2 separate regions of the Homo sapiens genome follow, and region 2 is linked to region 1. A link is an interaction called in ENCODE POLR2A ChIA-PET data of the cell type or tissue named here. Cell type or tissue: MCF 10A. All regions are shown on one strand. Links, peaks and the distances in the headings refer to the core of each region. The heading gives the core; the rest is flanking DNA.

What was found. ChIA-PET counts read pairs that join two places held together with the same protein. Peaks named below come from ENCODE experiments on the same cell type or tissue, not always from the same donor. Only the 100,000 strongest peaks of a DNase experiment are listed, where the experiment ranks them.
Region 2: POLR2A ChIA-PET joins it to region 1 with 5 read pairs; 2 of 35 experiments call an interaction of 5 or more read pairs at or near these places.

Annotation. Positions count from the first base shown.
Region 1 is chr1:241,022,389-241,026,789 of GRCh38, forward strand. All of the region lies in intron 3 of RGS7 (regulator of G protein signaling 7), which reads right to left. Among named protein-coding and RNA genes, the nearest start is that of MIR3123, 110 kb to the right of the region's middle. In MCF 10A, for the core only: no CTCF peak of the experiment used is centred there; no DNase peak of the experiment used is centred there.
Region 2 is chr1:241,154,730-241,159,130 of GRCh38, forward strand. The region is part of intron 2 of RGS7 (regulator of G protein signaling 7); the gene reads right to left. Among named protein-coding and RNA genes, the nearest start is that of MIR3123, 25 kb to the left of the region's middle. In MCF 10A, for the core only: no CTCF peak of the experiment used is centred there; a DNase peak (open chromatin) is centred at 2,022.

The DNA of each region.
Region 1 (4,401 bases), core at 275-4,274:
GTTAGACTGCCTTTGCAGTACTAACAAATTAGCCAGAAGACTAGAAATTATAGTTTAGGAGTCACTGTTGTAAAACCTGAGATTAGTGTTTGAGATACTTTGCAGAGTCTACATTCTAATGCACCAGCTGATGCCACCCAGATCTATAAACTGCCTCATCTGGTCTTATGGCCCCCATCCAGGAACTGACTCAGCGCAAGAAGACAGCTTTGACTCCCTATGATCTCATCTTTGACCTGTCCAATCAGCACTCCCGACTTTCTGACACCCTACCCACCAAATTATCCTTAAAAACCCTGATCCCTGAGTTTTCAGGAAAATTGATTAGAATATTAACTCCATCTCCAACATGGCGTGGCCAGCATCGTGACACTTAAGCTCTTCCTTTACTGTAATGCCATGGTCTTAGTGAGCTGATTTTGTTTGTGCAGTGGGCAGGAAGAACCCATTGGGTAGTTGCAATATGATCAAAGTGAGGCTTAAAAGGTTAGGTAACTTGCTGGTGGCCTCACTAAACCTCACTAACTCCATGCTCCCTACCATGGAGATACCACTACTAATAATTAATAATAACTAATAACAACTATTGTTGTTAAAATGATACTGGGTAAAATCATGTAAAATAACAACTATGAGATATAGTTGTTATAATGATTAAATAGGTAAAATTGTGTAGAATAACAACTACAGATATAGTTGTTATAGTTAAATGAATAAAATCATGTAAAATTTACAATCGTGTAAAATAACAACTATGAGATATAGTTGTCATAATGATTAAATGGGTAAAATCGTGTAAAATGCTGACCAAAACAGCCTTAACATTTTCCTCAGTTTGACTAAACTTTAGTTCAGCTTCTTCTGGACTCAGGCCCCTGAACTCCCTTGTTTTAGAGCGCTTACTTTAGAAAACTCGTAGATGTACATTTTCTCTCTGCTCCTTTAGGTGTAAATCTTTTTAAAAGCCTCTTGCCAGTTTTGTAACCCAGCACTGTCCTTCTCAAGGACCTGAGAACCATTCCTTTGAAAAGTCATCATCAATGAAGACAGTGCTTCCCAGTCTCCCAGGGAGGGCACAGGCTTAAATTGTCCTAGTTGTAAAACTACCTCCTGTCACAAAGATATGAGAAAATTAACTTTGTTTTGGGATCACGCCAATTGGCAAACATGGATGCCCTGTGATACGCCCCACTCCAGTTCTTGAAACTCTAAAAACTCTACCATCCTTTATTCCTTGAGCTCTGTCTTAATTCTGATTTATCTTCCCTAATGCAATAGCCTTAAATAACATCTTCCTTGCCTGTTTACATTGTCGAGTGCCATTTTTGTTTTTACAATGCTTTTCATATTGATTGATTGATTGATTGATTGATCAAGATGTAGTTTCACTCTTGTTGCCCAGGCTGCAGTGCAATGGCGCGATCTTGGCTCACTGCAACCTCAGCCTCCTGGGTTCAAGAGATTCTCCTGCCTCCACCTCCCGAGTAGTTGGGATTACAGGCATGCGCCACCATGCCCGGCTAATTTTGTATTTTTAGTAGAGAGGGGTTTCTCCATGTTGGTCAGGTTGGTCTCGAACTCCTGACTCAGGTGTGGTCGACCTCCTGCCTGCCTTGGCCTCCCAAAATTGTTGGGATTACAGGCATGAGCCAACACATCCGGCTGACAATGCTTTTTAATAACTGTTTCAAAGATGAGAAAACAGAAGAACAAAGAAATAAGCTAATTTATCCAGGACTGTAACCCAGGCCACCTAGCTTTGGCGGTCATGTCTGAATCATCATACTTCAAAGGGAAATAATATATTCACACAGTGATAAGGAGGCATGTGAAGCCTAGCACCTTCACTTAACAGGTGCTCAAAAGCTGGAAGCTGTGATAATGGAGAGGAAGGAGGAAAACAGGACTCAGGACAAGCAGATCTATTTTGGATCCAGGCAATACCTCTTAGTAATCCTGTATCCTTGGGAGATCACAGTAATAGTACCTGAGATTTGTGCTTATGCTATTTCCCTGCAGCTGAATGGAAGTACAAGTGTTCTCATTGCCTAGGTGGGTTTTGCACCCACTCTTGATTATCCAGCAGGAAGCACAAACATCTTTGAAGGATGATGAGCTAGTATACCAGTGACATTCTGGAATAATATCTCATTATATTATTATTAAGGGCAAGAAAGAAATGTGAATTGACTCTTTTAAAGACAATCAAATCAAATATAAATGTCATTAAATAGACTTAAGGACGCCGAATGGAAGAATAAATTATGGAGCAGAAAGTCAAGGTTAGTCACAGAAACTAACAAACATAGGGAGAACAAAGGAAATTGTGGAGAGAGATGTATATTGATGCTCAAAAAGACACTGCAGATCATTGATTTGAAATGCTTATGTATTAATATTAACTGGGGATAATTCAGGCCTGTTTTGTATTGTACCCAGATTAGAAAAGCAGATGTGATTCTCCCACCCCTTTATCAAGAACGAGAGTAAGTCAAAGAGATTGCTGATTGCAAATTAAAATGTTAATTTCTATCCATTTTAATTTTTGATAAATTCTTATTGAGAGCTACTAATTTTAGAAACTTTCAAGTACCGTAATAGCTTTCAGTCTATTGAGTCCCTGGGAATTTGCCTTTGGGGCCAATTGCTTTCTGCCTCCATTATGAAGAAATATTAAATGCTATCAGGAAGCGCAAAAGCCACCCTTGGTAGAGAGACAAATTTCAATTTATGAAAGGCAAAGTATTTTAGGTTATGTAATATGCTCTCCAGTGCAAACAAGGAGTTGAGGATACTAGCTTTCAAGGAAAGTACAAAATACACAATGGTGTTGAACAGGACAGGTCAGTGGTTAGCAGAAGTAGTGGCAGCAACATCAGTAGAGGGGTAGTGTGGTAATTAGATAGTGCTATCTAAGCTTTACTGAATGCTTATTAAGTTCTTATCACAGATCCATGGGCTTTATATGTATTAGGCATTTTAATCCTTACAAAAATTATTTTAGATATTATCATTATCTCTGGTCTACAGCCAGGGAATATAAAACAAAGAGAAGTTCAGTCATTTGTCCAAGGTCACAGAGCTGAGAAGCTGAGATCTGAAGCCACATTGTGACCACCACCTCCAGATTCAAGCTCTAACTACTTGGCATGCCTACTGCCTAGGGGCTGTGCAGGGAGCTTTTCATATTCCACATTGCTGAGAACTGATGAAACTAAATATGGGGGAGGGAAGATTGTCTTTTTGCTTTATCTATGCCTCAAGAACCACAGAGATGAAACATGTACAAAAATGGGAAATTCTAGAAGCTTTTTTTTTTTAATGAAGGATATTACAGTTCATAAGAACAAAGCTATCACAGGAATCATTTTCAATGGATTCAGTTACCTGATGAAGGTACTGAAGGGAAATGCAGAATCCAAATTATCTAACAGATAATTCACAAAATATGATTGACAGTGGACTCACTTTCTGGAAGTTAGAGCAGGCTGGTGCTAAACTGAATCATAATGGAATGATATATTCCCTCAGGTGAAATACAGTCTAAATCTTCATGCTGTTCGTGCAGCACATAGCATTAATAGAACATAGTAATGTGGACATACTTTCTAAAGCAGCAATACAAATGTATATTGGCAAATTGTCTCTTTAATATATTGTTTAACTTCTCCATAGCACTCAACACAATGTGTATAATTAACTGAGCAATTATTTATTTAGTGCCTGCTTCCAGCACTGGAATACAAGCTCTGCATGGTCAGCAACTACACATTTTTCTTATTATATTTTGCCTTCCCAGTGTCTAGTGGTGTGCCTCACACACAGAGGGAACTCGGTAACATTTGTTGACTGAATAAATGTAAGGTATTTTCTACATAATGCAGACTTGTTAATTTATTCTGCTATTAATAATTTATTGCCGGGTGCGGTGACTCCTGCCTGTATTTCCAGAACTTTGGGAAGCCGAGGCGGGTGGATCACCTGAGGTCAGGGGTTAGAGACCAGCCTGGTCCAACATGGTGAAACCCTGTCTCTACTAAAAATACAAAAATTAGCCAGACATGGTTGCACATGCCTGTAATTCCAGCTACTCGGGAGGCTGAGGCACAAGAATCGCTTGAACCTGGGAGGCGGACGTTGCAGTGAGCCGAGATCGCGCCACTGCACTCCAGTCTGTGTGACAGAGTGAGACTCTGTCTCAAAAAAAAAAAAATTATTGAGTGCTGTTTATCTGCCAGGCACTACACTGGGCACTGGACAGCTAACAGTGAGCCAGGCAGGAAGGGCCATGCTCTGGGGGTACTTACATTACAGTAAGAGAGAGACACAACCTTGAGCAATGCATAAATAAAATCATTCTAGATATTGTTAAGTACTGTGTGAAAATCAAAGAGTCTGGTG
Region 2 (4,401 bases), core at 272-4,271, 130 kb after region 1:
GAGACTTATTGGATGACAAGGGCAAAGAGGAGAGAGAAATGGCAGACAATTCAGGGTCACTGGCTGACTTTCACTGTCAGTGATGGCAGACGTGGGAGGGGAGGCCATCTAACAAATGCTCACGTCTAGGGCTTATGTAGTCAACGGTGAGAGCAACCTGCAAAAAAATAAAAAATAAAAATACTGTTCCAAGAGCCATTTTTTAAAAAAAGAATGTCACGCAGACTGAAAAAGAAAATCAAAATAAAATCAAGAAAAGGGATTGTATTACAAACTCACTATTCTCAAGATAAACTGAAAAAGGCAAATTTCATACTTAGTAATGAGAACAAAATAAACACTTTCAATTGATTAATATTGCAATACAATCATTTTGATTATGTGTCTTTATTTTATTTGTTATTTTTTCAGTCAGGGTCTCACTGTCTTGCCTATGCTGGAGTGCAGTGGCAACCTCTGCCTCCCAGTCCAAGCAATTCTCCCACCTCAGCTTCCCAAGTAGCTGGGATTACAGGTGCATACCCCGAGGCCCAGCTAATTTTTGTATTTTTTGGTAGATATGGGTTTCACCATGTTGGCCAGGCTGGTGAACTCCTGACCTCAAGTGATCTCCCCTCCTCTGCCTCCCAAAGTGTTGGGATTACAGGCGTGAGCCACCTCACCTGGCCAGATTATGTGTCTTTAAAAAATAAAAATGAAGACATGCATAAATTAGTATAGTAGAAGGAAAAAAGAGATACGACACCTTTTATCTTTTTTAGGGATCAATGAAAGGCCAAGAGATTTGAGAACTGTAAGAAAGCCCTGAGAAGCACATTGTTCAAAATTTATGCTCACTTGAAAAAAAGAAAAAAAAAAAAAAAAAGGAAATGACCTAGGCTGTTACAAAAGTTAAACCCAAATTGAGCACCTTTTAAATAAGGTTGTCAAAGGTTAAGTATGTTTGAGGTAAAATTATTTCCCCAGTCTCAAAATGAAATTTCCAGTAGACTTTAGAAAAAAAAAATATGGAAAACAAACATACATGGAGAAACTGCATTTTACAACTGAACACTGGGTTTCAAGTAGAGTGATTTTTAAAAATCTCATATTTAGATACTGTCTGGTTTTAAAAATAGGCCAAATGGATCATAGGCTGAGAATCAGAAATCCTTCTTTTGGGTTGTCTCTTCTCCGTAAGCCTCAAGTACTTCTTAGTCCTTTCTTCATGACTAGATAAAATTATAGTAACTACCACAGGGATTATGATTCCTAGTCAAACATCAATCATAGTCCTACACACAAATGATGTCAAGTGCTAGGCACTGTCTAGGTTCTATAATATTAGAGTTCCTAAATTTACACACGCACGCACACACACACACACACACACACCTGAGATAGAGGATAGAAAGATAAATGATGATAGATAGATAGATAGATAGATAGATAGATAGATAGATACATATACATAGACAGACAGACAGAAAGATAGATGCTAGGCTGGGAGTGGTGGCTCACACTTGTAATTTCAGTCCTTTAGGAGCCTGAAGCTGGAGGATTGCTTGAGCCCAGGAGTTCAGGAGTTCAAGACCACCTGGGCAACAAAGCAAGGCTCTGTCTCTATGAAACACAAACAAACAAAAAATTAGCTGGACATGGTAACGCACACTTGTGCTCCCAGATACTAGGAAGGCTGAGGCAAGAGGATCACAGGAGCCCAGGAGGTCAAGGCTGCAGTGAGCCATGATTGTGCCACTGCACTCCAGCCTGGGCAACAGAGAGAGACTCTGTCTCAAAAAAAAGAAAAAAAAGAAAGATAGATGCTAGATAGATGATAGATGGAAAGGGGAAGGAAAGGGAAAGGGGAGAGGAGGGGAGGGGAGACGAGGGGAGGGGAGGGGAGGGGAAATCCCTTCACCGAAGACTTGTAGGTCAGGTCTCAAAGAGCAGCCAGCAGACAGCCTTCAGCTGTCAACTACATCAGGGATTGACCCAGCTGCAGAGAACTGCCTCACACAAGGTCACACCCCTTCCTGGGTGACTCACAATCAACTGACACAATCAATAAAACCTGTCTGTCTTGAGCCAAGTTGGCACAACTCTGAAGATCCATTCTGATTGTGGAGTTCCCTGTGAGGTCTGTGTGGCTGGGCCTGCATTGTAGCTCAATTTCTCCCCCTCCTCACTACTGTCTCCTCTCTTCCCTTCCAGATGTCATTACCAAGGATCCTTTTTAATTAGCATCCTATATTCCAAACTCTAACCACAGTCTGCTTCCTGTACTTGCATATATTCATTACATACATATGTGTGAGTGTACATATATGTTTTAAAAATCCCTAGCAAGAGTAAGTACGTTATTTGGTCAGTCAGCTGTTAAAACTTCCACTTTCTCCAGTTGTCTGGTGGAATTAAAAAAAAAAAAAGACTTTCACTTTTATTAGTGCAATTCATATCAGTGTGCCACTGGTAGCTCTTGGAAGAGAAGGAAGAGAGAGCTAATATGGAACCTGGAGACAAGTTCCACTCTGCTCCTGCTGAATGCCCTTCTCCTTTGCTTCTACCTACCTCCAGAAGTGCTGGCCATTGTCAGCTCCTGAAAAGGCTGATGCTCTGACCTGTTTCAGTGAACGGGGAGAGGACTTGAGGCTGGGAAACCTTTGGAATAGGCAAGGGGTCCCCCTACATAGGCTTCCCTCCATGACTCATAGTGTGTTCCTTGGTTCGCTCCCTGTGGTCAACCACCTGCTGCAAAAAGTCGTTCACTGCTGGTGTGAGAATCATTGTCACCTACACTCAAGTAAAAATGTGTATCAAAGGAACAGATGCTTCTCTTCCATGCAACCTGAATATAGATCTATCAGGCAAATTCAGACAGCTGTTCTAGATGCAGAGACCATCATATCTGCTAGGGGTCAGCAAACACTGACCATGGCTCAAATCTGGCCTGCCATCAGATTTTGTTGGGCCCGGGAGTGAAGAATGTTTTCAGGCTTTTCAGTGGTTGAAAAAAATAAAATAAAAAGCATAATATTTCATAATATGTGAAAATTATATAAAATCTAATTTGTAGTGTCCATAAATAAACTTTTTTCTTTTCTTTTCTTTTCTTTTTTTTTTTTTTTGATACTGAGTCTCGCTCTGTTGCCCAGGCTGGAGTGCAGTGGTGCGATCTGGGCTCACTGCAAGCTCCACCTCCCGGTCACGCCATTCTCCTGCCTCAGCCTCCCGAGTAGGTGTGACTACAGGCGCCCGCCACCACGCCTGGCTAATTTTTTTTTTTAATTTTTAGTAGAGACAGGGTTTCACCGTGTTAGCCAGGATGGTCTCATCTCCTGACCTTATGATCCGCCCGCCTCAGTCTCCCAAAGTGCTGGAATTACAGGTGTGAGCCACCACGCCTGTCCCCATAAATAAACTTTTATTAGGACACAGCCATGCTAATTCATTTACATATTGTCTATAGCTGCTTTTGATCCACAATAGCATAGTTGGGAAGTTGTGACAGATACCTGAAAGCCAAATATGTTTACTATCTGGCCCTTTGCAGAAAAACTTTGCCAACCACAGAGCTATGCGATTTAGGATTATACAACACAATATCACACATTTGCTTATTGGTGAACATCCAATGGGTGGATATTCACACAGATATAGACTTGTTACCTGTACATGTCTGTAAGTATCTGGCCTCTCATAAAACACTAAACACCTTCCACAGAAGTGCACAATGATGTAGAGACCCCACGTTATGCTCAAACCCAAGCGCTATCTTTCTTCACATCTTTTTAGTTCAAAATATCTGCCTTAAAACAGAACTGGAAAAACAACATTTGTCAAGTAAGTGCAGCCGTGTTAATGTTAAATAGATGAATGCATGGATGGATCTTTTAACATACAAGCAATGGAGAAGATATGCCAGCAATGATAATACTTGTGTTAGTGTGAAGGGTATTTTAGATCTGCCCCAAACTCAGGTAGAAAAAGTTTCCCTGACCTTTTCCCTACCAGTTTAGAATTTTAATTCATCCCAGAGAGTCAGTGGCTTTGACACAATAGCACTTACTCTTCAGATGCCTAAAATTTTATGGTCAAAAATATCAAAAGATTAGAAATGTGATTTTCAATCCCAAAAGCCACATTGAAGTTCAATTAAACAAAAATGCCTGGGGTTTTCATATGCACTGAAAATCATAAAAATCAATTTTATTACAAATCTACCCATGAAACCGTCTATCTGTCTCTCCATCCATCAATTTATTTCTGCAATATGTCTCAAAATAGCACCCAAGAGTTTGTGCCAATTCTTATTTTTCAAGATATATGAGCTTTTTCAAGTTCACAAGCTCCATAAACTTCACAAACTCCATATGGTGTTCACAAAGGAATAATAAATGTTTTTTATCTTTTACATTGTTT